Linked DNA regions of Homo sapiens: regions 1, 2 and 4 are each linked to region 3. The links are chromatin loops, found by intact Hi-C in ENCODE. Cell type or tissue: heart left ventricle. All regions are shown on one strand. Links, peaks and the distances in the headings refer to the core of each region. The heading gives the core; the rest is flanking DNA. Region 1 overlaps TBC1D22A (TBC1 domain family member 22A). Region 2 overlaps GRAMD4 (GRAM domain containing 4). Region 3 has its middle 22 kb from the start of LINC02925. Region 4 overlaps TBC1D22A (TBC1 domain family member 22A).

The links. Peaks named below come from ENCODE experiments on the same cell type or tissue, not always from the same donor. Only the 100,000 strongest peaks of a DNase experiment are listed, where the experiment ranks them.
Region 1: it touches region 3 in a loop (6-fold over the local background); 21 of 110 quality-filtered maps call a loop at or near these places.
Region 2: a loop joins it to region 3, with 4 times the contacts of the local background. A loop is called at or near these places in 46 of 110 quality-filtered maps.
Region 4: a loop joins it to region 3, with 3 times the contacts of the local background. A loop is called at or near these places in 21 of 110 quality-filtered maps.

Annotation. Positions count from the first base shown.
Region 1 is chr22:46,801,900-46,809,574 of GRCh38, reverse strand. All of the region lies in intron 4 of TBC1D22A (TBC1 domain family member 22A), which reads right to left. Among named protein-coding and RNA genes, the nearest start is that of TBC1D22A, 43 kb to the right of the region's middle. RefSeq lists enhancers at 6,048-6,097, 6,118-6,287, 6,308-6,357. In heart left ventricle, for the core only: CTCF peaks have their summits at 5,833 and 6,032 (motif pointing right); a DNase peak (open chromatin) is centred at 6,064.
Region 2 is chr22:46,666,181-46,673,855 of GRCh38, reverse strand. GRAMD4 (GRAM domain containing 4) reads right to left here. Exons shown (of 19, transcript NM_015124.5): 10 at 6,983-7,031; 11 at 5,689-5,760; 12 at 5,124-5,167; 13 at 4,948-5,057; 14 at 859-1,013; 15 at 42-186. Among named protein-coding and RNA genes, the nearest start is that of GRAMD4, 50 kb to the right of the region's middle. RefSeq lists an enhancer at 3,733-4,233. In heart left ventricle, for the core only: a CTCF peak has its summit at 3,524 (motif pointing left); no DNase peak of the experiment used is centred there.
Region 3 is chr22:46,559,405-46,567,079 of GRCh38, reverse strand. No RefSeq gene overlaps it. Among named protein-coding and RNA genes, the nearest start is that of LINC02925, 22 kb to the right of the region's middle. RefSeq lists enhancers at 2,855-3,024, 3,014-3,308, 4,747-5,498. In heart left ventricle, for the core only: CTCF peaks have their summits at 3,356 and 3,555 (motif pointing left); DNase peaks (open chromatin) are centred at 3,029 and 3,569; H3K27ac peaks cover 393 bases.
Region 4 is chr22:46,792,935-46,800,609 of GRCh38, reverse strand. It overlaps TBC1D22A (TBC1 domain family member 22A), which reads right to left. Exons shown (of 13, transcript NM_014346.5): 3 at 6,769-7,109; 4 at 2,990-3,166. Among named protein-coding and RNA genes, the nearest start is that of TBC1D22A, 34 kb to the right of the region's middle. RefSeq lists an enhancer at 1,793-2,293. In heart left ventricle, for the core only: CTCF peaks have their summits at 1,634 and 1,833 (motif pointing left); a DNase peak (open chromatin) is centred at 1,819.

The sequences.
Region 1 (7,675 bases), core at 3,585-7,584, 240 kb before region 3:
TCAGGGTGGCAGGGGATGTGGTTATTCTTACTTCTAGAACCTAAAACAAATCCATGGGTTTACCTTGGGTTAAAAGATGAGTTGAAAAAGATATGCTAACTATTCGAGACTGAACTGTATCCTCAAATTCGTATGTTGAAGGCCTCTCCCAGAGCGTGACTGTGTCTAGAGACAGGGACTATAACGAGGTAACTGAAGTTGAATTAAGTCATGAGGGTGGGGCCCTGAGCCACAGGATAAGTGTCCTTATGGGGAGAGACCCAGAGAGCTCCTGTGCACGCTCGCTCTCCACCTCCCTCTCTCTCTCTGGATCTCTCTCCCCACACATGCACAGAAGAAATGCCATGTGACAACTCAGCAAAAATGTGGCATCTGCAAGCCGGGAGGAGAGCCCTTCCCGGAAACTGGATCAGCCAGCACCCCGGTCCTGGACTTCCAGCCTCTGGAACTGGGAGAAATCAATGTCTACTGCATAAACCACCCAGTCTGTGGTATTTTCTTATGGCAGCCCAGGCAAATTAATACACTAACCTATTCTTTAGATTCTCTTACCCTAAGATAATCTACATTAGGATTTTAAGCAAACTTGAACTTCTTCTCTTTAGGACCAATTTGAACATAGTCTGGGATTTCAAGAGAAAGCCTCCAATAGTTTATATGAATACCTCAAAAGCTGGCGAAGGCCGGGCACGGTGGCTCACGCCTGTAATCCCAGCACTTTGGAAGGCCGAGGAGGGTGGATCACGAGGTCAGGAGATTGAGACCATCCTGGCTAACACGGTGAAACCCCGTCTCTACTAACAATACAAAAAATTAGCCAGGCATGGTGGCAGGTGCCTGTAGTCCCAGCTACTCGGGAGGCTGAGGCAAGAGAATGGCGTGAACTCAGGAGGCGGAGCTTGCAGTAAGCCAACATCGCGCCACTGCACTCTGGCCTGGGCAACCGAACAAGACTGTCTCCCAAAAAAAAAAAGCTGGCTAAACACCAAAGTCAAAGCCTTACCTGACTACATTTCACCACACACAATAACATCAGGATAAAGGTGATATCCTTCACCTCTCTATGCAAAACCAAGGATTTGCTTTATTCTTGGCAACTGATTTAAGGTGTAACTTCCTGTATTGTATCCAGTTGTGATGGTAACTGGATTATTTTTTTATTTTTCACCTCCCATCCCTACTGCATTTCTTTATTTTTTTATTTTTTTTTATTTTTTTAAGCAGAATCTCACTCTGTTACCCAGGCTGGAGTGCAATGGCACAATCTCGGCTCACTGCAACCTCTGCCTCCCGGGTTCAAGCAATTCTCCTGCCTCAGCTTCCTAAGTAGCTGGGATTACAGGCGTGTGCCATCACGCCCGGCTAATTTTTGTATTTTTAGTAAAGACGGGGTTTTGCCATGTTGGCCAGGCTGGTCTCGAACTCCTGACCTCAGGTGATCCACCCGCCTCGGCCTCCCAAAGTGCTGGGATTACAGGCATAAGCCACCGTGCCCAGCCCCTTACTGCATTTCTGTTCATTAGAAATTTCTTCCCATTTTCTTATTTTAATCATCTATGATTTAATCCTGTACCAAGTTTCTTTTTTATTTTTTTGCTTTTTCTTTTAGAGACACGGTGTTGCTCTGTCACCCAGGCCGGAGTGCAGTGGCATGATCATAGCTCACTGTAGCCTCCAACTCCTGGGCTCGAGCAATCCTCCCACCTAGGCCTCCCAACTGCTGGGATTACAAGTATGAGCTACTTCACCTGGCCCTGTATAAAATTTCTAAAACCGAACTCTTCATGTCCTATTAAAGTAAGCAAAGCAGTGTGCAATGCAAAGAAGCCTGGATTAAATCAAGTGATTGTTGCTACTGGCTGGCATCTGACCTTAGGTCCTCCTCCATTTCTAAGCCTCAGTTTCTTGATCTGCAAAATGGGAATCACAGGAATCCTGCCGCCCTACTCATCATATGGAGTAAATGCCAAACAAATGAGCTAGCCTGTGGGGAAGGCTGGATAAACACTGGTCACTGCCGCTGCAGAGGTACAGTGCCAAGTAGTGCCAGCGTGTCGTCAAGCAAATGGCTTTGTCACACAGACGCATGCATGTGCTTCTTCCTTCTAACATCAAACCCACTGTGCCTCCCAAACAGCTCCAAGCAAAGCAGCACTGGGGCCTCAGAGCAGACAGGACAGAAGTCCTCAGCACGGGCTGACAGGGTCCACAACACCGACAAGCAGGAGAGTTGGTATCACTATCATTCCCACCACCATCATCACAGTTATCATCGCCATCACTACTATCATCACCACCATCATCACCATCACCATCACAATCAACACTAATCCCTGAAGCCCTGAATTCTAAAGAAGGAGAACAATCCTGCTGCTGTTGATCCTCCATCGTTCCACGCTGGTGGTGAATTCTAATTGCTCACCACTGTCTTCCAACTTTCCTTCTTAAAGAAATCCTCTTCCCTGTAACTTCGCCTGTAAAGTGTCTACAGGATGCACCTGTAGAATCTGCGGTTGAGCAGGAAGAATCTGCGGTCACAGAACCTGCCAATCCTCTTATAAAATATCCCATAATACTAGAGTATCCAGGCCATGCCTGGGGAGGAGCAAAGCCCTATTGGCTCTGCACACATTTGCTCGGCCAGCCCTGTGAAGAGGTTGAACTTCCCCTCCTCATATCAGCAAACCCAATTCCATAATTGTAGCTACTCAGGTCTGACTGGCCGAAGATCAGCACTATTCTACCCACTCCAGACCCTGGGTGGGACCCACCAGCCACAGGCACTCACCTCCGCCCTCTCAGGCTCCCATCACTCTGTCCTCAGGCTTGGGTGACAACTCACCATCATACCCAGAGCCCCTAGAAAGTCAAAGGTACATTATCACATTTTTCTAAGTTAACACATTTTATATCCTTTTTTAGCTTGATTTTCTTTTCAGCTCAGTCTTACATGTCAGTTCTAATGGTCTGTGGCCATACTTTTTTTAAATAATATTTTCTAAATAATTTTTAAATATTTTTAATATTTAATTTAATTTAAAATTTAATTTAAATTTAAAAATTTTTAATAATTTTTAAATATTTTTTAAATAATAGACTCCAAGGAATTTAAACCATCTTAAAACAAAAACATTATTTTCTCGGCAGCTTTCAGTACTATGCACTTGAGTAATGGGATGGTTTGTGGCCCTTTGAGTCTCAGCTCCATTTCCGGGCAAAAAAAAAAAAAAAAATCAGAACAGAGGAGGGTTCATTCTAAATGCCATGTCACTGACTATGAGAATTCAAAGTTCATTTACTGAGTCCCTCTACACCCAGCACTCTGTAGACAGTTCAATGCAATCAAACATCTGGGTCTCTATACTACGTTTTCCACACAGCGCTCGGCACTGAGCCATGGGGTAAATGTGATAAGAGGGTTGGAGGCCGGGCGCGGTGGCTCACACCTGTAATCCCAGCACTTTGGGAGGCCAAAGCGGGTGGATCACGAGGTCAGGAGTTCGAGACCAGCCTGACCAACATGGTGAAACCCCGTCTCTACTAAAAATACAAAACTTAGCCGGGTGTGGTGGTGGGTGCCTGTAATCCCAGCTACTCAGGAGGTTGAGGCAGGAGAATCACTTGAACCTGGGAGGCGGAGGCTGCAGTGGGCCGAGATGAAGCCACTGCACTCCAGTCTGGGCGAAAGAGCAAGACTCCATCTCAAAATAAAGAAAAAAAAGAAGAAGAAGAAGAAGAAGGACAGAAAGACATTAAGGAACCAGAAATCGGGTGGGGGGTGTGGGGGGGCGGTGAGAGACACACACATCAATCTCTGTGAATGGCAAACACAGTTGGCTGCCAAACCAATATCCAACCCATCCCACCTCTCTGTTTCCAGAATCCCGGTTTGAAAGTGCCCATGTCCAGCCCACAGGAGACACATCCTTGGCAGCTCCCCCTACCACCAGGAGTGGCCATGTGGCCTGGCTCTGAAGGCAGCCCTACTCTCCCAGTAAGAAGACGCCTGCCCTGGTGACTGCTCCTTCCATCACCCCATGATGGTGACAGCCCCTTTAGAGCTGTGAGGAAGAGGTCAAGTGACTTGGAGCTTAGATCCTGAGGACATCACTGAGCCAGTGAACCAGTGCCAACAGCTACCTGCCTCCAGGCATCTTGCTGAGAAACTTAACTTTTGAATTTGTTCAAAAGTCCTTGCGTCTGCTTTTCTGTTACCTACAGCAAAAACACATCTTCACGGAAGGCCCCAGATACAAGGCACCCTGTGTCAACTGGAAAACCAGTGATGCCCCACTCACCGCTGAAGAACACAGGGTAGGAGAGAAGGAGACTGACCGCTGGTGGCTCAATTAACTCTGCCAGCATTTCCTGAGAATGTGCCATGCATGTGCCAGTCACTGGAACAGGAGGATGAGTGACTCCAGCCACGGCCCAAGAGAGGATCACAGTCTAATGGGCAGATGGACACAAACTCATACTCTCTTAGAGGAAACCATAATAGGAGCTAAGTTACAAGTAGAAAATGTTGTACAGGGCGAGGAGCAATGAGTCCCTGGGGATCCTGCCATACTCGCCCTACTTTCCTTCTCCTATCCCTCACATAGAGAAAATACCACAGTCGCACAATTGCTCAAGTCTGTATCCAATATCCTCATCTACAAAAGAAATTATAAGAAAAAAAAGACAAACATGCAACAGATAAGTTTTTAAGGCGGCTCCTTTAAAACCATACCAAAGACTTACAAACTCTCTTTTAGCATTTGCTTTTAATATTACAGACTAAAAATCACCATTCAACAGAAACAAATCACCTGAAGGAACAGTGAAAGGTTTCCTATTAAACTGAAGATTTACATTACTATGGATAGTAAATAAAATTCCTAATTTTCACCAAATCATATCTAATTTGGTTATTTTAAGCCAAGTGACATCACATGTAGTTCAAATACCACATCGAGCAGGGAACACATCACCCAGAAAAAAGGATGCCGGCAATGCTGTGAAAGTGGGGAGCCAGCGTGTTCACTGAGGCTCTCGCATGCCCTGCCTGAAGCCCAGATCACTCTGCAGATAAAACAGCCGCTGAGAGAGAGCCATTTCTGCTAGTGAGCTCTGAAAAACTGGTAAGAACTGATTAAGAGGGAATAAATTAGAGAGAAAAAGCAAGCACAACTCTAGTTAATACAGCATGTGGAAACAGTGGCAATTTTGGTTTGTTGGTTTTATTATCTTTTCCATTTCTCTAACTTTCAATAACATTTCCGTTAATGATGATCACAGAAACCCTTTAGTGACAAAATGAGCAGAGAAAAGAAATAGGCACAGCTCCTGTCCTAAGTGGGAACACACGGGCAAAAAGGGGCCAAGGCCGGGGGCAAGCTTTGAGGGAAAGCAGAGTAACGGTGATGTGGGGGAAGCCACGGGGGGAAAACGCAAACCCAGAGTCACACGGTTGGGAAAGCCCGTCCTTGGCTCAAGGAGGTGCCATCGCATTGCTGCTGAGCTGCCATTGGATGGTAGTGTCAGTTACTTACCTAGTAAATTTATCTAAGAAACAAAGTAAAACCAGAGACACAGGACCATGTATGCACCAAAAGAAGGCAAGAAAGGTCTAGCTGAAGAGTCAGCGAACCATCAAATGACAAGTACCTACTATGTGACACTCACTGCAGGGGACTTGAGGACAGAGCAGGGCCAGCAAGGATCTGGGTGTGGCTGGGCCAGTGCATGCACAGAAGGACTGTGCAAGCTGGAGTTTGTTCCCTCTGCCCCGGGCCTCTGCATTCAGCAGTTCTAGGTGGCCAGGGGGCTGCCTTCCTTGACAAAGCCCTTCCCTGATGAGACGCCAGGGCAAGGCCGAGTTAGCCAGAGCTTTCATCTTCGTCCCTCACGTTATTCTCTTCTGAGGCTGTGCCTGCCTTTCAGTAAGCACGGTGAACACACACAGACACGCGCAAGTGTAAGCACCCCCCACCCACAAGGCCAACGTGCCCTGCTGTGGTCATGAAGCCCAGGCTGCAAAGACAGCACCTGGCCACTAGAGGGCGACGCTGAACGCTGACGGCCGGGTCGCAAGAACCAACCGCCCTCCCCGCCTCAGCTCCTGGGGGCCGGGCCCCAGCTCCCACAGCAGAAGCGAGATCTCCAACAAGGCCCACAGGAGAGAAAACCGCCGCCCTTCCTCAGGCCTCCAACAGCACCAAGAATGCCCACTGTCTACACTAACCAGAAACGTGTGACCTGGAGGCTGGGAGCCCAGCCCGGGGTGACCCCGGTTCCCAGCCAGCTCTGCCCTCACTGTGGGGCTGGAGGGCAGCCGCCTGTTTAACCTTGTCTCGAGCTCTTCAGCTGTAAACCAGCGATAAGGCCAGCAATCTGGGGCACGCAGGAAGGGGGTGGGGGTGCAGAGGGGGGTCTTTTGGTGGCTGATAACACAGTCTCTACAGCACAGTGCCCAGCACAGAGTGAAGGCCCCCAGTGGCTGTAACCATGGGAGCATTTAAACACACTGCTTTCCCTGGCTCTCTGTTTCATGAGGAGGAGATTTTGTCTCCCCAGTGAAATGCCATCTCTGGAGTGTGTTCTGATTTCTGTGTCTATCGGCTGTTCCCCATCCCTGCAGACCCCAGGCTCTAAGCTATGGGGGTCCTGGCTCTTGCCTTCTCGCCAGTCTACCCAGCTCCAGATTTCATCAGCCCCCGACTCACGCAGCCCACCCCACCCACATCCCCAGCCCACGGCCTCCACTCTTGCCCCCTAGTCTCCCACCCTACTCTGACCCTCCTCCAGCCCCTCCCATGAGCTGCCCAAGGACTCCACGTCGTCCATGGCCACTGGCAACACTCTGCTCAGAAGCAGTCATCGGCTCTTCCTTCCACAGAATAGCAACCGCTTTCTGATGCTCTGCACCGCGCTTTACTCCCCCGGTTCAAAACCTCCCAGAGGCTTCATGCTGTGCTCGAAGTAAAAGCAGAGCTCCTTCTCCTGGACTTCTCAGCCCTGGGGACCTGGTCCCTGCCTGCCTTGCAGGCCTCTCCCCACACCCCACTCAGCCACCAGGCCAGAGCCTCAGAAACCCCTCAAGCACATGAAGCTCTATTGCCCGCAGGACCTTTGCACCTCTGGGCCTGTCCCTAGAATGCTCATGCCCCCTCTTCAAATACCTGACTCCGTGCAGATCTCGCCCCAGAAACAGCCAACTGCAGAGCAGCTCCAGCCTCTACCCTCCACATGCCTTGACTCTCCCTATATGCTTCCTGCCTTCTGATGGTTGCGGGGGTACTGAGCGAGCTCCCTCTGTCTCCTCACACGAGAATGTCAGCTCCTTGAGGGCAGGGCCCTCGCAAGCCTCGCCGCCGATTCCTCCCCAGTGCCTACAACCACAGCAGGTGCTCAACAGAGCCTGGATGAGTGACTCTACATAAATTCCCACTGACCTTCACGAGGACCCTGCAGGGCAGGTCTCATGCTCCCTCTACAGCTGACGAAACAGGTAGGTTGAGCCACTTCATGAGTAAGGACACGGCCAGCCATCACACTGAGGGCCTACTCCAAGGCCGCACCTGCTTCCTCCTGTCACCAAGGGCCCAGGCCCCTTCACGGCTGCCCTAGAGCCACGGACACCAAGGGGGCATCTACTCGTATTAGTGCTGCCAAGGTGTACGGCTCCAAACTT
Region 2 (7,675 bases), core at 1,407-5,406, 110 kb before region 3:
TGTCGGCGCTCGGCCTGGCCTCAGACTCACGGCACACATACCCGCCAGCGGACGCTCGTTTTCTGTCAGATTGAAGATCTCGTGGAAATTGCCCTTCTTGGTGCTGTGGAAGCGACCGGCGTCCTCCTCTTTACCCAGGCCGGCCGGTGCGCTGGGTACGTAGCTCCGTGACGAGGTCGTCTGCAGCTGCCAACGGCAAACAGCGTCGAGGTCAGGCCCGCTGCCCACGCCTGCAGCACCCAGATGTGCTGGCCGCACACACACCTCCCCAAAAGCTGGGATCCAAATTTGGGAAGACGTTCCCGAGGTCCCTTCCGGCCCAGAGCGGCTCCTTCTTCCAGGCAGGGCCACCTCACCTCAGTGGGGAGAGCCCAGCAACCCTCCTGACTCATCTGAGCCACCCCGAAGGGAGCACCGAGGCCTGCTCATTCCCCGTGGTCCTGGCTGGGATGCTGTGCTGCACATCTGGAGGGCCTGTGACTGTGAATGAAATATGGCCCAGTGCCAGGCTGTGGCTCCAAGGGGGCCCTTCTCAAACTGCCTGGTCTCAGCGCCAGAGCCTCACTGTCAGGGATGGCAGGGGCCGGGCACCCCCATGGAGTGGTCACTCCCAGGCCTGCTGGCTCTCAGTCATCATGGCCAGTCCCCAGGTGTTGCCCTGGGCTTGGGAGGGGCTGGATGAGCCTCAGAAACCGCAGTGGTAACAGGGAAAAAAAAAACCCTCAAGTTTAAGGAGTCTATAAAATTGAAGAAACAGCCTCTAAATGAGCCGGAGGTGAACAGAGCACTGTGGGCCTGGGGATGCCCGGCTTCGTGGCCCCCCATCCCCCCATCCCCGCAGCTGGGGGCCGGGCTCACCCTGCGTGAGACTGCGGCGCTGGAGCGCTCCTTGAGCTGCGGGTCGGTGGGGAGACTCCTCCAGATGATATAGGGCGTGTCGTACTTGGCGCGCAGCCTCGGGCAGCGTTTAAAGATGAAATCAATGAGGAAGAACTTGATACCAGCATAGAGTCCTGAGGGCAGGGGACACAGCCTGCTCCATCTAGAGCTCTGCAGCTATGCCAGTCTACTCAGGGTGATGGTTCCGGCACCTCCCACCTCCCAGATTGGCACCCTCCACCCTGAGCCTGGATGTGAGAGTCCAGCTGCTCGCTCAGTCCTCACCCTGGATACCCCCAGCCTCGCTCCCCTGGGGCCCATTCGTGCTGCACAGTCTCAACCCCAGGCGAGGGCCCCACTGCCAGCGCCCCACCCACTCCCACTAAGACCCCTCAGCTCTGCTAGGACCCCCCCATCCAATGCCCCTCACTTCTCTCTCCAACTCCGCCTGGCTCAGGGCTGTTCTTGACCCACCTGAAACACTTCAGGACTGTGCCTCCTCTGCCCCAATTCCCCACACCTGACACCAAATCTGAGGTCCCTCCATGGCAATCCCTCCCCAAACCCCCTCCCACCTGCCCTTCTTCAACTGGGTGCCCCCCCACGCCCAGCCCATCCCTGCTGAGAGGCCGCCCATGACCAGCTGCTCAGACGGCTCCCAGCCACGCCCTCGCAAGTTCCCCTCCACCAGCTCCGTTTTCTCCCCGATACTGTCACCTGACACAATCATGGTCAGTCCCCCTACTAAACACGACCTCAGAAGAGCCAGGCCTGACTGCGCCCCAGGACCCCACCTGGCAACAGATGCAGGGATGGGAGGCGGGGCCGGCCCCCACACACCTGCTAACGCACCCCCCTGGGCAGCAAAAGCTGTCAGGAGTTCCGGTCTCTCCGGGTGCCCCTCCCAGTGCTGGGGGCTGTCTCGCTGCCCCCAGTGCACAGCCCGCCAGACCAGACCAGACGTGGCAGGCCCTCCCTGCAGGGGCCCCAGGGTCAGAGTTCCATGTACTATCTGTGCTATAAAGGGACTGATAAAGCTGTGCCTTTGTTTCATTTTTTGCCTTTGTAGGACATTTTCACAGAAATTCATCAATCAAGTCAGACTTTTTGACCCCAATTCTCAACTTGTTGATTCTTTTTTTTGAGACAGAGTCTTGCTCTGTTGCCCAGGCTGGAGTGCAATGGCTTGATCTCAGCTCACTGCAACCTCCCGGGTTCAAGCGATTCTCCTGCCTCAGCCTCTCGAGTAGCTGGGAGCCTACCACCACACCCGGCTAAATTTTTTATTTTATTTTATTTTATTTTATTTTATTTTATTTTTGAGACGGAGTCTTGCTCTGTCGCCCAGGCAGGAGTGCAGCAACATGATCTTGGCTCACTGCCAGCTCCGCCTCCCGGGTTCACGCCATTCTCCTGCTTCAGCCCCCTGAGTAGCTGGGACTACAGGCGCCTGCCACCATGCCTGGCTAATTTTTTTTAATTTTAATTTTAATTTTTTTATTTGAGACAGAGTCTTGCTCTGTCGCCCAGGCTGGAGTGCAGTGGCGCGATCTCAGCTCACTGCAAGCTCCACACGCGGCTACATTTTGTATTTTTGGTAGAGACGGGGTTTCACCATGTTGGCTGGGCTGGTCTCGAACTCCTGACCTCAAGTGATTCACCCGCCTCGGCCTTCCAAAGTGCTGGGATTACAGGCGTGAGCCACCGTGTCCGGACAACTTGTTGATTCTTGAAAGATGCTAGGTGTGAGGAGGGGCAGGGCCAGGACCACCCCCTTGGCTGACTGGACTGAGCTCCCAGGCCTCCTCCACGTGGTGGCCGACCCAGGAGGGACAGCTCAGCTCAAGAGAGCCCAAGTCCCAGCTGGGGCCATCCTTGCTTGGAGCAGGCAGCCTCTGCCCCTCTAAGCTGAGGTCCCTTGTCAGCACTGCAAAAGAATACATGGGCACCGATAAGCCAGGAATGCCATCTTGGCCCACACCTGGCAGGGTCACCGCTGCCCAGTGGCAGTGGTGATCTCAGGGTGGTTGTGAGAACCCAAACCACACTGGGTGTCACAAAAAAGGACAGCAGGGGCCGGGCGCAGTGGCTCACGCCTGGAATCCTAGCACTTTGGGAGGCCGAGCGGGCGGATCATGATGTCAGGGGTTCAATACCAGCCTGGCCAACATGGTGAAACCTCGTCTCTATTAAAAATACAAAAATTAGCTGAGTGTGGTGGTGCACCCCTGTAATCCCAGCTACTCCCGAGGCTGAGGCAGGACAATCACTTAAACTCAGGGGATGGAGGTTGCAGTGAGCCGAGATCGTGCCACTGCACTCCAGCCTGGGTGAGACAGACTGAGACGCTGTCTTGAAAAAAAAGGACAGCAGGGCAGATGCAGGACACCAAGACCCAGGTGCACACCCCCAGGCTCCCCGTGGAGGGCGGCCTGCCCCGGAGCTGTCCAGGGCCGCAAGTGCACTGCAGCTCTGGAGCCTCGGCACCTGGACCCAGGCCTAGGGGTCCAACAGGAGGTCACAGTGGTCACCTACCCATTCATGAGCCTAGAGTCCTGGGTGCTAGCCAGAGGGGCTCCAGGGCATTGTCGGGGTAAGGGTCTGATCAGATCTGGCTCTGCCCACTCCTGGTGATGCCACCTGATGGCCACAGTGAGCTGCTGTTGGACAGCTCAGCCGTGCTGCGTCCAGAGAGGCCTGTCCTCCCACCAGCAGTTACGCTGGGTCAGGGCTAGGGTCGGGCTTGCGTTATGGTAAAGGCATTCAGGAAACGTGGCAGGGGGCATCTGCTCTTCCACACAGACACAGCCCCCACTGCTCCTCTGCGCAGCACGCCAAGCCTAGACTGCTGAGGGGCCGGGGTCTGACCTCCCGACTCCGGCACGGAGCTCTCCCCACCCCTGGCTTTGTGGCTCCTACAGCCGCACACGCTGTCCTGCGTGGGCTCAGGCGAGTCCCACCTGCCCCTCAAGGACAGGACCCTGGCGGCCTCGCTCCCACATGCCAGTGTGTGGCCCATGTCAGACACTGGATCGTTGTTATTGAGGAAAAGAGAAAGAAAAGAAAAGAAACAAGACAAGACAAAACAAAACAGAAGAGACCAGTCGCAGTGGCTCCCGCCTGTAATCCCAGCACTTTGGGAGGCCGAGGTGGGCAGATCGCCTGAGGTCAGGAGTTCCAGACCAGCCTAGCCAATAAGGTGAAACCCCGTCTCTACTAAAAATACAAAAAAAATTAGCTGGGCGTGGTGGCGGGTGCCTGTAGTCCCAGCTACTTGGGAGGCTGAGGCAGGAGAATCACTTGAACCCGGGAGGCGGAGGTTGCAGTGAGCCGAGATCACGCCACTGCACTCCAGCCTGGGCGACAGAGCGACACTCCGTCTCCAAAAAAAAAAAAAGAGAGAGAGAGAGACAAAAACAAAGAAAAGGAGAAAGACAAAGATAAAGGAGGGAAGCAAGAAAAAAGAAAAGAGAAAGGAGGGAAGAGAGCATGCTGGGCAGCAGTGGATGAGCGCCTCCTGGGGTGAGGGGGGGCCACCACACCCCACCCACCTCCCGGCACAGCCCGGTCCTCACCGCCAGCCACCCTCCTTCCCCGCCGCCAGCTCTGCAGATGAGTGTTTTAGTGGATGAGACCCTTGGCTTCACGTGATGTCACCAAACTCATCAGCTACAACCAACCTCCCTGCACATCAAACCAGGCTCTCAGGCTCTCCATGACTGTCACCCCTAAGCCCACAGGCGCCCCAAGAGGCATGTCCTGCCCAGGGCAATTCCCTGACACCCCAAGTCCTGCTATCCTGGGTCTTGGGTCTTCCAGCTCCTCCCACTTTGCAGGAGACATGGGGGCCTTGGAAGTGGAGGGCTTCTTGATTTAAGAAACAATCACCGTGTCCCTCGATCTCGGATGGGCTTCACTTCTCCCAAATTGAAACATTTGTGACAAAAAGCAGAGGAAGGATCGCCAGGTGAGTTTAACAGCTCTTGCAGACACCTGGCAGACACTGGTGGCATGCGGACACCTGTGTCCCTCCTCCTGAAGCTACAGGCCGCAGGTGCATCTACTTACCCACGGCAAGCCCCACCAGGCGGTAGGGGAAGAAGCAGGAGGCCAGGAAGGCAGCCCAGAGCGCCACATACAGCTTCTGTGTGATCTCCGGCTGGACCCACATGAACAAGCTGGAAGGAGACGGGAGGCTCAGGCCGGGCGGGCGCCGCAGGGCCGGGGTGGGGGGCGGGACTTACTTCTTGATCTTCTCCAGGATGTCAGCCATCTTCCCGAAAAGGTTCTGTGTGAAGGAGAAACAGCAATTACAACAGCCCCCGCTCCTGGGCTGTCAGTCACACCGCGACGCCAGGAGGGCCTCCAGGTCGGGCAGCCCTGAGGTCACTCGGAGCCCTGTGGTCCTGCCCGGCTGCTCCTAGGCCGGGGAAGGCCCAGCTCTGGTCTAGGGCAGAGGTGGCCACGCTCACAGCAACAGCAGACCCGGGCCTGAGTCCTTCCCAGGGGCGTTCAACCCTGGCCAGGGGCGGTGGGGAGGGAGGGGAGCTCCACCCTCGCGCACCGTCCGCAGAGGCTGAATCAGGAGGCCCCTTCCCCAACCACCAGAGTTGCTGTAACGACCATCCAAGGGCAGGGTGACTACAAGTCAGCTGACCGCGGACAAACCGGGCCTGCAGTGTCAGGCACGGCCCTCCCCAGGCAGCAGCGGAGGCCGGCGGAGACCTACCCCTGGCCGGCGTAGACACACCCCTGGCTGGTGCCCATGGCTGGCGCAGACACACCCCTGGCCGGCGCCCGTGGCAGTACCTGGGCTTTCTGGGCGACGTCCAGCACCAGCTGGAACTTCTCAGACACAGTCAGGTCTTCCTTTGGAGGTTCCTTCAGTAAAAGGGGAAAGAGAATTTTCCACTGAAATTTAACAGTTCAGAAAAACCACTGACAAAACAGTGTGGAGCCCTCCCAGCCCCAGGGACTCTGCTGTCCCCACACAGCCAGGGGGGATGGGACATCCCTTGGGGACCTGGCACCAGGAGGACACCCCTATGGGCTGATGGTGACATCTCACCCCGTGCCCCTCACTCTGGGTGCACAACAGGAGTGGGGCAGAGCCGCCCCTGCAATGGCTGAGCAGAGGCTCTGCCTCACAGTTCACCTTCACAGCTGCCCTCCCTCACTTACAGGCAGGGAAACTGAGGCCCAGCCAATGGGAGCCCTGGTCCTGCTTGTCTCCCATTCGTTAAGAGCCTCTCAAGGTCTCCTGGGTCCCAGTGCTGGGCGGGCAACAGCCTGCCTCCTCCAGGTACTTGCCCTGACCCCTGGTGCTCCATGCAAGAAACAGGCACTGAGATACCCAACTAGGCCCGTGGAGGCACCGAGGCCTCCCTTCTGCCCACGCCCAGTGGTCCTGCCCCATGGGCCGGGGTCTCCCTCTAGAGCAGACTTCTGTAAAGGGCCAGACAGTAAATATTTTTGGCTTCCATGGCCACGTGGTCTGTCGTCTACTCAAGGGTAATGCAAAAGCAGCCGCAGCAGTATGTAAATGAATGGGTGTGTCTATGTGCCAATAAAACTTTATTTACAAAGTTAGGCAGTGGGCCAGAGGTGGGTTTTTTGTTGTCGTTGTTCTGTTTTTTTGAGACAGAGTCTTGCTCTGTTGCCCAGGCTGGAGTGCAGTGGAGGGATCTCGGCTCACTGCAACCTCCGAGAGGTGGGCTCTTGAATCTCAGATGGGAACAGGTCCACTTGTCCAGCCTACTGTTCACCACCCTACCTGGGGAGGTTGTGGGGGCTACAGCAGCCCCTCAATGTCCCCCACCCCTGCCATACCACATCCTAGCTGGGAAGCCTGGCCAGGGCCAGGCAATCTGCTTCTTGCACAGCCAAGCCTGGACTAGAATGTGGGGCCGGGCTTGCAGCCTCGCAGGCCTTGGGGCTAGGGAGGGGCTGGCCTCCTCCTCCCCTCCTCTTCAGGCCAGGCCAGGACTCCAGGGGGATGACCACATGGCCTCATCCAGAGGCTTCCCCGAGCGGTGCCTACAGGCTGTGAGGCCTGACGTGATGGAGACAGTCGGAGGAGACCGTGCACCCTCCAGGGACTTACCACGGGCTCAGACACTTCGGGCACGATGCTCCACTGTATCCGCCACCCCCTGGCGAACAGAAAACACACACACCTTTAGGACAGCGCCACCTGAGTCAGGGGAAGGCATCGAATCGCTGGCCCTGCACGCCCAGCTGGGCTTGGAGGGGGCCCTTCTAGGTCCTTCTATGCTGCCCAATGGGGAGAAAAGGTCCCTCCGGAACCCCCTGCTGTGAGAGCAGTCAACTCCTGTCACCCTCACCAGCCCCTCCTCTGGGGCCCTTCTGGGCAGAGGGGACATATTTAAAAGTGGCCAGCGGTGTGGGAGAGGGCGGCCCTTCAACATCCAAAGTGGCATCAGCAAGTGTCCAAGCTGATCCTGACCTAGCTCTGGGTACCAACGACACCTTCCAGAGTATTTAAGTGATTTCTACAAAAAACATTTTCAAATGAGCCAACTGGGGCAGGCACAGAGAACCATCTGGAAACACTGGTGCATAAAAGTGCAAACTTTTGAACGGCCAAGTCAAAGTACAGAATCACAGCTCTTCCCTGAGCCTCGGTGCAAGGCTGAGGTTCACTCCAGGGGTAACCGCAGGCTAAGAAGGACCCAGGAGTGCAGGGACTAGGGGTCCACCCCAGGGCATGGGCTTCCCAGAGCCCCCCTCAGCCTCCACAGGGAGGGGGTGCTCAGAGGGGGCATAAGGGGTGACA
Region 3 (7,675 bases), core at 1,263-5,262:
GAGTGGGTTAGTTATCTTGGGAGTGGGTTCGTTATCTTGGGAGTGGGTTAGTTGTCATGGGAGTGGGTTCGTTATCATGGGAGTGGGTTAGTTATCATGGGAGTGGATTAGTTATCTTGGGAGTGGGTTAGTTATCATGGGAGTGGGTTCGTTATCTTGGGAGTGGGTTCGTTATCTTGGGAGTGGGTTAGTTATCATGGGAGTGGGTTCGTTATGGGCGTGGGTTAGTTATCTTGGGAGTGGGTTAGTTATCATGAGAGTGGGTTAGTTATGAGAGTGGGTTAGTTATCATGGGAGTGGGTTAGTTATCTTGGGAGTGGGTTAGTTATCTTGGGAGTGGGTTAGCTATGAGAGTGGGTTAGTTATCTTGGGAGTGGGTTAGTTATCTTGGGAGTGGGTTAGTTATCATGGGAGTGGGTTCGTTATGAGAGTGGGTTAGTTATCTTGGGAGTGGGTTAGTTATCTTGGGAGTGGGTTCCTGATAAAAGAATGGGTTCAGTGCACACTCTCTTGCCCTTCTGCCTTCTTCCATGGGGTGTTGCACGAAGAAGGCTCTCCCTAGATCCTGGCACCTTGCTCTTGGACTTCCAGCCTCCAGAGCTATGAGCCAAATAAGCTTCCATTGTTTATAAATTACCCAGTCTCAGATACTCTGTGATAACAGCACAAAAGGGACTAAGACATCATCTAATGTACTTTATTTATTTATTTATTAAGACAGAGTCTGGCTCTGTCACCCAGGCTGGAGTGTAGTGGTGTGATCTTGGCTCACTGCAACCTCCACCTCCTGAGTTCAAGCGATTCTCCTGCCTCAGCCTCCTGAGTAGCTGGGATTACAGATGCAAGCTACCACGCTGGGCTAATTTTTGTATTTTTAGTAGAGACAGGGTTTCACCGTGTTGGCCAGGCTGGTCTCGAACTCCTGACCTCGAATGATCTGCCCACCTCGGTCTCCCAAAGTGCTGAGATTACAGGCGTCAGCCACTGCACCCGGCCACTAATGTACTTTAACAAAAACAACAAAAAATAGATATAGTCTTGCTGTGTTGTCCAGGCTGGAATGCAGTGGCTATTCACGAATGTAGTGGCTATTGATGGGTATGGGCAAGGCCTATACTGCGCCCGGCCTATATAAGCCGGGCACGGTGGCTCACGCCTGTAATCCCAACACTTAGGGAGGCCCAGGCGGGCAGACCACCTGAGGTCAGGAGATCAAGACCAGCTTGGCCCAACATGGCAAAACCCTGTCTCTACTAAAAATACAGAAGTTATCCTGGCGTGATGGCACACGCCTGTAGTCCCGGTTATTCGGGAGACTGAGGCAGGAGAATCGCTTGAACCCTGGAGGTGGAGTTTGCGGTGAGCTGAGATCGTGCCACTGCACTCTAGCCTGGGTGATAGAGCGATACTGTGTCTCAATAAATAAATAAAATTTTTATCTATATAAAAGACAATGAAAAATTAATGTTATTCTATGCAGCCAATAGTTACTTAGATTTACCCATGTTTAAACATTTACTGTCTTAGCCATTTTGAGGTAACATGAAGTACATTCTCATTGTTGGGATGCTGATATAGTTTGGATGTTGTCCTTTCCAGATCTCGGGTTAAAATTTGATCCTCAGTGTTGGAGGTGGGGCCTGGCGGGAGGTGTTTGTATCATGAGGGCGGACCCCTCATGAACGGCTTGGTGCTTGCGTTAACAGTGAGTTCTGCCTTTATTAGTTCCCGCGAGGGTTGGTTGTTAAAGAGAGCCTGGAACCTCCTTTCCCCCTCTCCTCCCTCCTTCCTCTCTCCATGGGATGCCTGCTACCCTTCCCCTTCTGCTATGAGTGGAAGCTTCCTGAGGCCTCACCAGAAGCAGATGCTGGTGCCACGCTTCTTTGTACCAGCCTGAAGAACTATGAGCCAAATAACCATCTTTTCTTTTCTTTTCTTTCCTTTCCTTTCCTTTTCTTTTCTCTTCTTTTCTTTTCTTTTCCAGACGGAGTTTTGCTCCTGTTGCCCAGGCTGGAGTGCAATGGCGCGATTTCGGCTCACCGCAAACTCTGCCTTCCGGGTTCAAATGATTCTCCTGCCTCAGCCTCCCAAGTAGCTGGGATTACAGGCATGTGCCACCATGCCTGGCTAATTTTGTATGTTTAGTAGAGACAGTTTCTCCATGTTGGTCAGACTGGTCTCGAACTCCTGACCTCAGGTGATCTGCCTGCCTCAGTCTCCCAAAGTGCTGGGATTACAAGTGTGAGCCACTGTGCCTGGCTACCACCTTTTCTTTATAAATTACCTATCCTCGGGTATTTCTTTCTAGCAATGCAGCAAATTAAGACAGGTACCAGCCCCACCATCCATCTCCAGGACTGTCTTGGGCAGGACCTGTGTCACCTCCGCTGGCCTCTGTAATCAGCATCTGCACGGTGGGCCTTGGATTGATGTCACTCTCTCCCTTTAGATTCCCCTCTTGGAAGGAAAGGCACCAAGGGCCTGCCCCCCTCTCTGCTCAGGATCCTCCAGACAGCTGGCCTCCAGGCCACCCACCCTGAGGCTGACCTCCGGCCAGCTGGGGCCCTGCTGCGCCCCCAGGCTCCTCCTCTGTGGTCAGATGGTTTTCACTTCTTTGGCCTGATTCAGGGGCTGGTGGGCGGGGCAGTGGCTCACACTGGGTTCACCTGTTAAAGTGCAGGGGTAGGGGTAGCTCCCCAAAAGGAGAAGCAACAAAGATGGACACACAGCAAAGCTGTGGGCGTGTCTGCCACAGGCCAGTGTCCCTGGATGCCTTGGGTGGGGTGGGGCTGAGGCAGGCAGCCTGCCAGGCCAGAAAGCATGAGGCCCTGGCCCTGGGCTTGTGTCCCTAGGGATGCAGTGAGCACAGACCTCCCTAGAGGGGGGCCTGGCCCGCCAGAAGCCCAGCCCCGGCCCCTGCCACCAGCCTGTCCTTCCTCAATTCCTAGCTCCAGCCAGATCCCCAGAGATGAGCGACCCTGATGACCAGCAAGGGCAGGCCCGCCCTCCTTCATCTCCCTCCTCTCACCCGGCCCAGCCCGGAGGAGGAGTGTGGTGTGAGTGTAGCCGCAAATCCAGTCAGCTCCCCTGGGCTGAAGCCCCAGAAATGCTGCTCCAGGACCCAGGCAGCTCCAGTCTGCCCCACGTGGCTTCCAGGGGCACAGCCCTCGGCACAGAAGGCTGTAGGTGTGGCCTGCAGCACGGGGTGGAGGCTGGGAAGGGCCTGGGGGACCCAAGGGACGGATCAAGGCCTGTTCAGAGCCAGACTCCAACCACCTGCTCCCAAGCCAGCCCTCAGGCCCTGCTCTGCAATGGGTTCGGTTGCCCTGTGTTCGCCTTCCGGGCCCCAGCCCAGGTAGGAGGATGCTGGCACACCTGCTGGCTACAGGCGGCCCTTCCTTCTCCTCAGGCGAGGAGGTGCCCACTCTGAGCTGTGCAGCCGGGAGCCAGGGTGAGCTGAGCCCCCACCTGCTGCCCCAGGGAGACCCTGCCACGTCTCTCTTAGCCTAATTTAGCTGTGCGTGAACCTCCCACCTGCCCTGCACTAGCTGGTCCCTAAGCTCACTGGGGCCACCTTGTGGCTGCTCACGGCCTCGGCCCCGCAAGTTGGGGCCTGATTTCCACACTGGCTGCATTTGTCCTCTGTGGACTTTTGTCCTCTGTGCCACCTTCTTGGGTGGCACCCGCCACATGCTGTGCTGAGCTACTTCTTTTTTTTTTTTTTTTTCTGAGGCGGAGTCTTGCTCTGTCGCCCAGGCTGCAGTGCAATGGCGCTATCTCGGATCACTGCAAGCTCCGCCTCCCGGGTTCACGCCATTCTCCTGCCTCAGCCTCCCGAGTAGCTGGGACTACAGGTGCGCGTCACCACGCCCGGCTAATTTTTTGTATTTTTAGTAGAGACGGAGTTTCACCATGTTGGCCAGGCTGGTCTCGAACTCCTGACCTCATGATCTGCCCGCCTCGGCCTCCCAAAGTGCTGGGATTACAGGCATGAGCCACTGCACCTGGCCTGTGCTGAGCTACTTCTAAACCCCACAGAGGGCCAGGTGTGCTGGCTCACACCTGTAATCCCAACACTTTGGGAGGCCAAGGCGGATCACCTGAGGTCAGGAGATCGAGACCAGCCTGGCCAACATGGTGAAACTCCATCTCTACTAAAAATACAAAAAATTAGCCGGGCATGGTGGCAGGCACCTGCAATCCCAGCTACTCGGGAGGCTGAGGTAGGAGAACCACTTGAACCTGGGGGTGGGAGGTTGCAGTGAGCCGAGATCGTGCCACTGCACTCCAGCCTGGGCGACAGAATGAGACTCAGTCCCCCCGCAAGAAAACGAAACACCATGGGGGAAGACGCACATTTTCATGTATAGGCTCTTCCTGTTTCACGTGAGGAGCATCGCAGGATGCATCTGTTCTGACACGAGGGGCACCAGATCGCTGGAGGCAAAAAGAGGGATCCTGAGAGGCCGTCTGGGAAAGAGAGAACTGAAAGACAGTGACAGCAGTGACGATGGCTCACACCTCCTGTGTGCCGGGCACTGTTCTGGGCACTTTATACGAACCAGTGAAGAGAGTGGCTGTCAGTGTGAGAGGAGCTCTGGGGACACGGGGATGTCTCGCAATGGGGCTCCTTCCTCCACCTCCCCATGAAGCCTTTGGTAGACCACACAGCCTCATGTGCCTTCAGATGAGTTTGTGTGGAAGTGGAGTGTGGGGCATGCAGGCCTGAGGGTGAGGGCAATGCCTGTCCCCTTGGGATCACTTCACCCTCACAGGGATGCTGGAGCAGGCCTGGGATCCCCCCATCACACAGAGGGAATGACCAGGGCTCCCAGAGCCGGAGCACAATGTCCAGGCTGTGGCTGCTGAATGACCCAGGCCCTCTGGGGGGGCTGCTCCACCCGCCATGGCCCTCCCAACCTCCCTTGCTTTCCAAGGTCCACCCAAAGCCCCAGGCCTCTCAAGTCTCCTACATCCCCTCTCCCCCTAAGGTCCCAAAGATTTCCCAAGGTCCCTTAGGCCTCTGGAGGTCCCCCAAGGCTCCTCAGGCCCCCAAGGCCCAAAAGATCCTCCAGAGACCCCTCAAGGCCTTCCCAGGCCCCTCAACGATCCCCAGGGCCCCCCAGGTTCCTTAGGCCCTCCTAAAGCCCCACAAGGTCTCCTAGGTCGCCTAAATTCCCAAGACTTCCCAAGGCCCTATGTGGCCCTCAAGACCCCCAGACCTCCCTGCATCCTCAGCCCTCCATGAGACCCTGTCAGCAGCTGCCTCTTCTGGGATGGCCAGGCTGAAGTCCCCAGGGGTGAATCCACCTGTTCAGCTCCTTGCTTCCTGCCACCAGCTATTGGTCCTGGGCTGACCTATGGTGTGGTGCCTTTGGAATCACGTGACCACCAGGCATCGTCACATGTTGTCAAACATGGCTACCTACACCACCATCATAGAAGAGATGGAAGTGAGTTCTTCTGCAGCACCCCAGAGCCGGCCTGCAGTCAGGAAGGCCTCCCCAGAGGCATCCACGAAGCTGCCTGCCAACCTGGGTGCCCCAGGCATGGGCCCCTCTAAGCCTGCCCTAGGAGGAGAACAGTTTGTGTGACACAGGGGGCGGAGGCTGGGTCTGAATCTTTTTTTTTTTTTTTTTGAAACAGAGTTCGCTGTGTCGCCCAGGCTGGAGTGCAGTGGTGCAATCTCACCTCACTGCAACCTCCGCCTCCCGAGTTCAAGCGATTCTCCTGCCTTAGCCTCTCTAGTAGCTGGGATTGCAGGTGTGCACCATCACGCCTGGCTAATTTTTGTATTTTTTAGCAGAGACGGGGTTTCTCCATATTGGGCAGGCTGGTCTGAACTCCTGACCTCAGGTGATTCGCCCACCTCAGCCTCTCAAAATGCTGGGATTACAAGCGTGAGCCACCGCGCCCAGCTGGGTCTGAATCTTTAACAGTTCCCCTCCGCTCCTGGAGCCCCTCCCACAGCCAGCCCTTGCTCACCAGCGGGGGAACCAACAGCCCCTTCCTCACCCTCCTGGGGGTTGGGGTCTCTCTCCACAATACCAGTGCCGGGACGCATCCCTCGTCTTCTCTGCTCCTTTCCGTTGTCCGGAGGCCTAGGCCCAGTCATCCAGCCAGCCTCCACCCAGCTCCTCTCCCTGCACACAAAGACTGACCCCATCAAGCTGCACTTCCTGAAACACACCCACAAACCAGAAACTCAGCCTCCCCTTTGCCCGCAGGATGCCCATGGGCAAAACTGTCACCAAGAGAAGAGAGGAGGGGCCCAAACCGGCTCTGTCTCTGTGGAGAAAGAGCCTGCCTAGGGCTGGACCCTGGTTGTGTGGCTTCAGGTATGAGTCCCTTCCCCTTCCTAGGCCCCAGTCCCCTCACTGCACACCTAGGGTGATGACATGTCATGGCCCAGGGTTAAGAGCACAGACTGGAGTGGGACTCCCTGGGCTTTACTTCTGGCTCTGCTGCACACTGGCTGTGTGACTCTGAATGAGTAACCTAGCCTCTCTGTGCCCGAGTTTCCTTGTCTGTTAATAGGGATCAAACAGAATATAACATCAAGGTCATTAAGAAGAGTCAGTAAATTAATGTTTATAAAGTATTTATTATTTTTATTTTATTTTATTAATTTTTTTAGATAGAGTCTCACTCTGTCACCCAGGCTGGAGTGCAGTGGTACAATCTCGGCTCACTGCAATCTCTGCCTCCTGGATTCAAGTTGAGTGTCATGCCTCAGCCTACTGAGTAGCTGGGATTACAGGCCCTGCCACCACACCCAGCTAATTTTTTATATTTTTGGTAGAGATAGGGTTTCACCATGTTGGCCAGGCTGATCTCGAACTCCTGACCTCAAGTCATCCGCACGCCTTGCCCTCCCAAAGTGCTGGGGTTACAGGTATGAGCCACTGCGCCCAGCCAGAATTATTATTTTTTTTTCTTGCTGATTTGAGTCCCTTGTAGATTCTGCGTATTAGTCCTTTGTCAGATGCATAGTTTGCAAACATTTTCTCCCATTCTCTAAGTTGTCTGTTTACTTTCATGATTATTTCTTCTGCTGTGTAGAAGCTTTCTAGTTTAAGTAGGTCCTGTTTATTTTTGTTTTTGTTGCATTTGCCTTTGGAGCCTTCGTTATAAATATTTAGCCTAGGCCAATGTCCATAAGAGTTTTTCCTAGGGTTCCTTCTAGAATTTTTATGATTTCAGGACTTAGGTTTAAGTATTTAACCCATTGTGAGTTAATTTTTGTATATGGTGAGAAAGAGGGATCCAGCTCCATTCTTCCACATGTGGCTATCCAATTTTCCCAGCACCATTTATTGAATAGAATGTCATTTCCCCAGTTTATGTTTTTGCATACTTTGTGGAAGATCAGTTGGCTGTAAGTGGCTTTATTTCTGGATTCTCTATTCTGTTCTATTGGTCTATATATCTACCTTGATACAGTGCTTGGTACCAGTAGACACTTCCTTGATACTGTCTTGATTACTACATCCTTATAGTATAATTTGAAGTTGGGTAAGGTGATGCCTCCAGATTTGTTTTTTGCTTGGGATTGCTTTGGCTATTCAGGTTCTTTTTTGATGCCATATGAATTTTAAGGTTGTTTTTTCTAATTCTGTGAAGAATGATGTTGGTATTTTGGTTGGAATTGCAGTGACTCTGTAGATTGCTTTGG
Region 4 (7,675 bases), core at 24-4,023, 230 kb before region 3:
ACTCTGAGAGCAGGATCATCACCAAGCTGGCTCAAGGTCACGTGGCGAGTAACCAGTGGAGCCAGCTCTCCACACAGGCAGCCCGGCTCCAGGACCCACTCTCCCAGGTGCAACGTGGTTCTGAATCTCCACACCACCCTGGAGGCAGGAGAGCCAGCAGAGAAGGGGCACTGGCATGCTAGAAGAGGAAGTGGCCAAGATGGGTACGTCAACTACAAGACTAGACTCCCGTAAGCACGATCTACCTTTATCTCCTGTCTTGGTGGGTGACACCTCCACACCTGGTGCTCTAGGCGAACTCACAGACCCATCCCCCACACTGCCTTCTCGCCTCACCCATGGCTAGGGATGCTCTGTGTCACCATCACAGAAGGAGGTTCAGGCGCCTGAAGAAACGTTCTCAAGTTGTTTGTAATAATAGCAAGTTAGGAATAACCCGCTGCCCAACCGCAGGGGCTGGTGCAGTCAAGTCGGGGGAAATCCATAGGATGGCATGTTACAGGGCACTCTAAAGACTAAGGCGGTTCTCCACGTACGCCATGGGAAAATGTATCATTCCCTTAAAAAGTGAGGTGCACAACTGCCTTGCCGTGCAAGGGGACAAAGAAATACACTGTAGAAATGCACAGACCCCAGAGCATCTCTCTACAGAGCACTTCATCACCAAAGGAAAAAGGGGAGCTCTTCAGTGGAAAGAGCTGGCAGACGCCACCTCAACCAAGTGATCGGAGTCCACATCTTCAACGTGAGGACCCACCAGCACCACGTGCCCCCGCTGTGATGACCAAGGAGAACACGAATCCCTTCAGTGATGTTCCTGCCAAAAATTATCAATCAGAATCTCATTGTGGGCAAACATCAGACAAGCACAAACCAAGGGACATCCCACAAAATCACTGGCCCGTGCTCTGCTAAAGTGTCAAGATGGAAATGCAGAGACCGGCAAAGCTGCTGCGCCAGGTTAGTGGAGAAGACAGAGGCGTGACATCCAAATGGAACGCATGGTCCCCACTGGAGTCTGGACTAAGAAAAAAGAGGGAAAGGACATTACTGGGACAACTGGCAGAATGTGACTATGGACTGTGGATGAAAATAATACAAGTGTTAAAATAGTACTGTGTCAACGTTAAATTTCCTGATTGTGACCCCTGTGCTGTGATGATACTGAGGGAATGTCTTTGTGCTTAGGAAATATGCAGCGAAGGTTTCAGAGGTAAAGGGATATATCTCCAACTGACTCTCAAATGGTTCAGGAAAAAAATGTATATATACACACAAAAACAGGCACACACATGCAGAATGGTAATGGGCAAACGTAAACAATTGGTGATTCTGGGTACAGAGCATATGGGAGTTGTTGGCACTATTCATGCCAACTGTTCTGCAAGTTTGAATTGCATCAACACGAAACGTTTAAAACAACAGATGCATGGGCCATCGCTGGAAGGAGACACCTCGAGCTGTGGAAAGGAAGGGAAGGTGGGGGCTGGGACAGGCCTCATTTTCACATACACCCTGCTGTGCTGTGTCATGTTATAACACATGCAAGTGTTGCTGTTTCAAAAAAAAACAAACATAAGGAAGAAACAACCACCCACTCTGAGAACTCTACTCAGAGCTGTGTCCTTCTAGCCAGGAGACCTTCCAAGAGCCCTCCCCCGCCTCGAGAACACAGCTTCAGCCATGCCCTTTGAACCGCTGCTTCTGCCCGGAAACCCTCTCCCTGCCCTGGGCTTGAGCGTGAAGGCCCGGCTGCTGCAAGCTCCTATATGGCCCCTGCATGGCTCCTGCGTGGCTCCTGGCGGCCCATCCGCGTGCGCCACTCGCCACCTCCTGGCCAAGCCAGGCGTTGCACCTCTGGCTCTTAGAGTGCCACAGTGACACCAGTCATAACTGTGTGATACAGGTTTGTCCCCTCAATGAAGCAATCTCATGACCAAGGCCACATTCCGGTCCTCCCGAGAGCTCCAGCGTCTAGCAAACACCTAGCCAGAGTGGCACTCCACAAAGATGAGATAGGGAAAGGAAGGACGTGGATTCAGCAGGAATTCCACCAGAGGAACTGAAAGCAAGTGCGTTCCACAGAGCCTGGCCACGGCAGTCCACATGGGCACTGCGTGTGCCTGGAAGCAACTCGCGCAGGAAGAGTCACACTGGTGACTGTGCTCTGCCCTGTGGGCCTGCCCCTCTGCCCCAGCCTCACCCCTGCCCCCTTGCAGGGCTCACAGCCTGTCACCCTCTGATGACTGCAAGCCCCATGGTAGGAAAGTACAAAACCAGCAGATTGAGTTGATGGTCACCAGCGCTGTGCCCCCATGAGCCACTGTCTTCAGAATACTGTCAAGAACAAGGATGTCCACCTGGCCAGCCTCGAAGGGCTCACCAAGGGCAGCAATAATAAAGAGTGCAAATGGGACAACAGGAAAACAGAATGGGCCAGGCGTGGTGGATCACGCCTTAAGCCCAGTGCTTTGTGAGGCTGAGGCAGGAGGATCTCTTAAGCCTAGGAGTTCAAGACCAGCCTGGGCAACACAGGCAGACCCGTATCTGTAGAAAAAATTGTTTAAAAAATCTGGTGAGCATGGTGGCACAATCCTGTAGTCCCACATACTCAGGAAGCTGAGGCAGGAGGATTGCTTGAGCCCAGGAATTCCAGGTTGCAGTGAGCTATGATCACACCACTGCACTCCAGCCAGGCAACAGAGTAAGACCTTGTCTCAAATTTTAAAAAAAGAAAACAAAAAGGAACGCAAAATACATTTTCAAATTGCATGGGAAAAACATTAACAAAACTTGTCTAAAGCACAAATTGCTACTACCTTAGTGACTGACTTGAAAATATTACATGAAAACATCACCTTCCTGCAAGGCAAATTACACACGGACGCGTGTGCATTACATAAGCATACATAGAATCCTTTAAGATGTGATCTATTTCAGAAACAGCAAGAAATGTCTGTGTGTGTCCTCCAGAGGGCAGGGTGCTTACCAAGGTCCGTGTTGGGGCCGGCAAGCAGCTGCTTGAACTTGTCGAGCCGGGAGGCCTCTCTTTCGCTCAGCGCTGAGCTGCTGAGAGTGCTGGGGTCAGATGTGCCACCCAGCGTGACGGTGGCCGAGTGTGGGAGAGACTGGGACCTCTGCAGAGGGGCGGCATCGCTGGCACTTTCTGCAGGGGTGAGAGAATGGGGGTGAGGGTGAGGGCGCTCCTCCCGACTACACGTTCCTCCTTGCTGTGCCACTGTCCCTTTGTGAATGCTGATGGGTCCCTTCTTCCCATCACTCAGCAGTGGGGACCTTGGTTTCTTGAGCAATAACATGGAACTGACACCTTTGAAATTCACTCGCTTCACTGGCAGAGTATTATTCACCAACAAAATGGACCACCTTGCATAAAAGCAACACAATGACAGCCAGAAAACTCCAGGGCCCCTCGGGCTGTGTGGAGGTCAGGCTCCCACCAGTGCCTGGGGTGGCAGATCAGGGCCTGCCCAGGTGACATGACCCAGAGGGTCTGTGTAGGACGGTGCCCTCGGGTCAGCCAGGCCTGAGTGCGGAGGGCAAGCCCGTGAGTTACCATGAGGGAAAGGAGAAAGCCTGCAGAGGTGCTGAGGACAGAAGGCAACAGTGGGGACACAGCAGGAACCAGGGCGCTGCGAGGGCTCTCACCTGCCATCTCAAGAGCGTGCCCAACCCCGCCACCTGCCTGGCCCTCCTGGGTCTCACCAGTGCCCTGGGAGGAAGGTCCCACAGGGACCCTCATCCCAAGGAAACAAAGGAAGCCAGACAGGTGAGGGATGGCACCTTCCCAGACCCCACCACAGGCAGTGACCGCAGTGGCACTAGAGTACAAGCTGCCCGCCCTCCCTCCCGCCCTCTGCTGCTGCCCACCATGGCCCCACTGACCCCCAAGACGGACAGGCCCAGGGGGATCCAAGCAGGTGGTGAGACAGCACGTTCCACCCAGCAACCCGGGACCGGGTCAGCCCAAGGGAAGACCCTAAGGCCCTCAGATCACTCAACACTGCCATCCGAGACCAACAAGCAAGAGGCTGGGAAAGGCTCCAAACTCCTGGGTCTAAATCCTGTCTAGCTATCTCATTTTTCAAAAACTGAAAATTAAAGTAGAGTGAAAAATAAACTCCAGGAAATGGAGCCGAAGCAAACGCTGCAGCTGACGGGCCGACATCCACTCCAGCAGCCGCTGAGCAAGGAGGTAGGAGCCGCACTCCCCCGCGCCCTCCTTCCCACAGAGCACCCCCATTTCCCTTATAACCTGGGAGTGGGGGAAAATAATTCACACAGAAACCCTCAGGCTATCCAGGAGCCAGGCAACCTATGGCCTCTGGGCAGAATGTGGCCCAGTTAAATTTCCAGAAAAGTCTGCTAAAGTGGGGACATAGACTTCAGAGTACCGCCCTGTCTCCTCCCCCATCCCCGCTGCCCACTCTCCCTGACTCCCCCCAACCCCCAGGAGGATCTCCTCCCACCAGCCTCAGTGCCCTTGCAGTGATTCCTATTTTGTAGCAGCCGCACACCAAGCAGTGGGCTGGGGCTCCAGCCCGGGGCGTCTGGCTCCAGAGTTTCCGCTGCCGGCCTTACTGCAGACAGGGCTGAGAACCAGCACCTGAGCAGAGGGGAGGACCATGGGTGACAGTGCCCCCTCTCCCTCCTTCAGAGGCTCCTGCTTCAGCAGCACTTACAGTTCCTCAGAGTGAATATTCAGCAGGAAGAGCAGCTGTGCACTGAGTCCCAGAATTAAAGGTGCTCAGCTGGACTTCCCTGTGATCTTCAGAAATGACTGATGTGGTTTCATCAGGACACGTAAGGGGCCGCTCACTCCTGAGCAGAGCCCATAAGTCCATGTCCTAGTGCTGCTGCAAAGCTTAATGAGTTTAGTATCACAGGGACTTGATACTGTACCTGCCACACAGTAAATGATCAATATATGGTATCATTGTCACTATACTGAAGTACTCAAAAAAAGCTTGCCCAGAAAGCAAACACAGGAAAGGTGGCCAACTCCAAGGCAGGCAAGTGGGAGCACAAGGCAATGAGGTCATGGGCCCCCTTCTCCCAGCGCAAGCTGCCTGCAGCATCCTTTGCTTGGCTCTTCCAGGATGAGGCCATCCCAGGGTGACATCCCAGGGTGACATCTCATAGCTCCCCGACCCCAGCTGGTCACAGCCTGAGCCTGCCTCTTGTCAGATCCCCCAGCCACACACCGTGTGGTCCTGCGGTCCTGGCCACTCTCAGCCTGACAGTGCCCTGCATCTTGGGGGTAGGGGGCACGGTGCTGAGAGGCTCACAGAGCTTCAATGTCAGCACCACCCATGAGCAGATGAAGCCAGGGATCCTGCCAACTCCGACTGCCACAGGCTGAAGGGCGCTGCCCAGGACTGGGCCTGCAGAAGGCGGTCAGTGCATGCTTCAGTCAGTCACCAGGTTTCCAAGCCTCCCGCAAAGGCCATCACCAGATTTCCAGTTACGAGTTCAAAGACTTTAAAATTTATTACACTCCAAAAAGAAAACTGATCAAATGAAATCACGCACAGCATTCTCAACTAATGAGAGCTGTAACATTTTAGAAGTTAACCAATTCCTAGAAAGTGGTTTTAAAAACTAGACCTAGGTATGAAACCTAGTTCTCCAGGGTAAAATCAGGCCACCCTAACAATCTCCATCTTCTCAGCTGGAAATGTGGGGAGAGCACCCTAGCCCCCAGAAGACCTTGGAGGGAGGTACCTATGAGGGCCAGTGGCCAATCCAGCTGGACTTCGCCCCTGCCCCTCACCCCCTGCCTCCCAACAGCACCACTGACACGAAGACACCCTGACCTCCCCGTTTCAGATGACACCTGCTCCCCACTGCTCTCAGGGCCACCGCGTTCCCACCCCATTCTCTGCCTCTCTTGACCGTGGCACCTGCTGCCTCCCAGCACGCTCTGTGCCCCCTTGCTGACTGTGGGCAGTGCTGCATCTGTCCCTCTCACCAGAATGGACTTGCCGCAGGGCACAGATGTACCTCAGTCTGTCCAGTGGGGTCTCCCAAGCTCTGAAAACAGTACCCGCGGCCCACAGTGGGTTCATCGCACAACCATGCAGCTTTTCCATCACAGACGTGATGGCCTGCAACACATAAAGAGCAGCAGCCACAGAAACAGCCTCAAGAACAGCTGCTGCACACCAGTGCCATGCACATGGCACCAGACACGACCCCACCCGAGGGGGTCAGAGTGCAAACGTGGCCGACCCAAAAGTCAGACTCCCAGCCCCTACAGACCTGAGCCCACGTGTACGCACACCTGGCAGGAATCCTGTAAGCTGCCTAGAGGGCCAGCCCCTAAACATGCAGAGGCCTGACCCCTCGGCTGGCAATGTCACCCATGGAACCATCACAAGCTGGTGGAGTTAGGAGGGAGACAGTGTCCCCAGGCGCTTGCTCCCCCGTGGCCCTCTCACGGCCAGCCCACAACAGCCTGGTGCCTCCACTCCACTCGGAGAAGACATGCACGTAGCTAGGCCAGAAGCCTCCACTCCACTAGGAGGAGACACGCACGTAGCTAGGACAGAAGAAAGCACTTGGGGGCCCTAGGAAAGAGCGCAGGCCACTCCCCTACCCTTGGAAGAGAACCATAAGGGCTCTCGTGGGCCAGGGGGCCTGCTGCAAATGAGGATGGGAACCCACTGATTCTCCCACAGTGAGTGTGTTCTGGCCACTTTCTTAGCTTGGCCAGAAACCCAGACCATCTCTTCAGTCCTCCCATCGTACCTGCAGGACAGGACGTGTGGCTCTCACTGACCGACTTCACCAGCCGGAGGTCGCCGCTGGGGGGTGAGGGCGGCTCTGCCTCGGGCCTGGGCTTCTGCTGAAGCCCTGGCCCCTCCTGCAGCGTGGGCCGCCCCTGCCGCTGGCTGTGGTTACGCAGCACACGGTTGGCCGTCTCCATGACCACCTCGGAGTTCAGGCTCTCCGCCGCCATGGCCAGGAGCTCATCGTCGTCCTCCCCAGCGTCCCAGGCATCGCTGGTATTGCTCTCAAACTCCTGGAAGGTGCTGACCCTCTTGGCCTTCACTGGTGTGGTCGGCATCTTGGCCGTGGACCTGAGCAAACTGCAATGCAAAGGCAGTCTTTACTCGTACATGCTCGAAGGCTTCACCCAAAACCAGCCAGGAAAGAATTCCCAGGTGAAAAGACAGGCATAGAAGTGTTCAGCTTTGATCTAGCAATAGTGAGTGAAAAAGCAAACACAATTCACAGAGACAGCCAAAAGAAGAGCAGGCGAAGCCCATGAGGACTCAGTGGCAGGAGGGGGAGGGGGCTCCAGGAAGGTCACCTGGGAGGAGGCGCAGGGCCACATGGTGATACCCTGCAGGACCACCCCAGCTCACTCTGGCCAGTGCCTGGGGCACCTTCCCCGAATCCCAGTAAGGCTCCTGCCCAGCAGTGAGGGGTGTGGGCCAGGAGCGCCTGTGCAGGGTGCAGGCCTGTGGTATATGGATTTGAAGACATGATCATTTAAACAAGATTCCCCCAAAATAGGACAACACACAACATCGGCCCCACCTCACGTGAGAAACTTGTCAGACAGGTGCAGTCCTGCAGGGTCACAACAGCCCAGCACAAGCCCCACACTCTGCGCTCCCGCCTGCTGTGGAGGGGCCAGGACAGGCCAGGG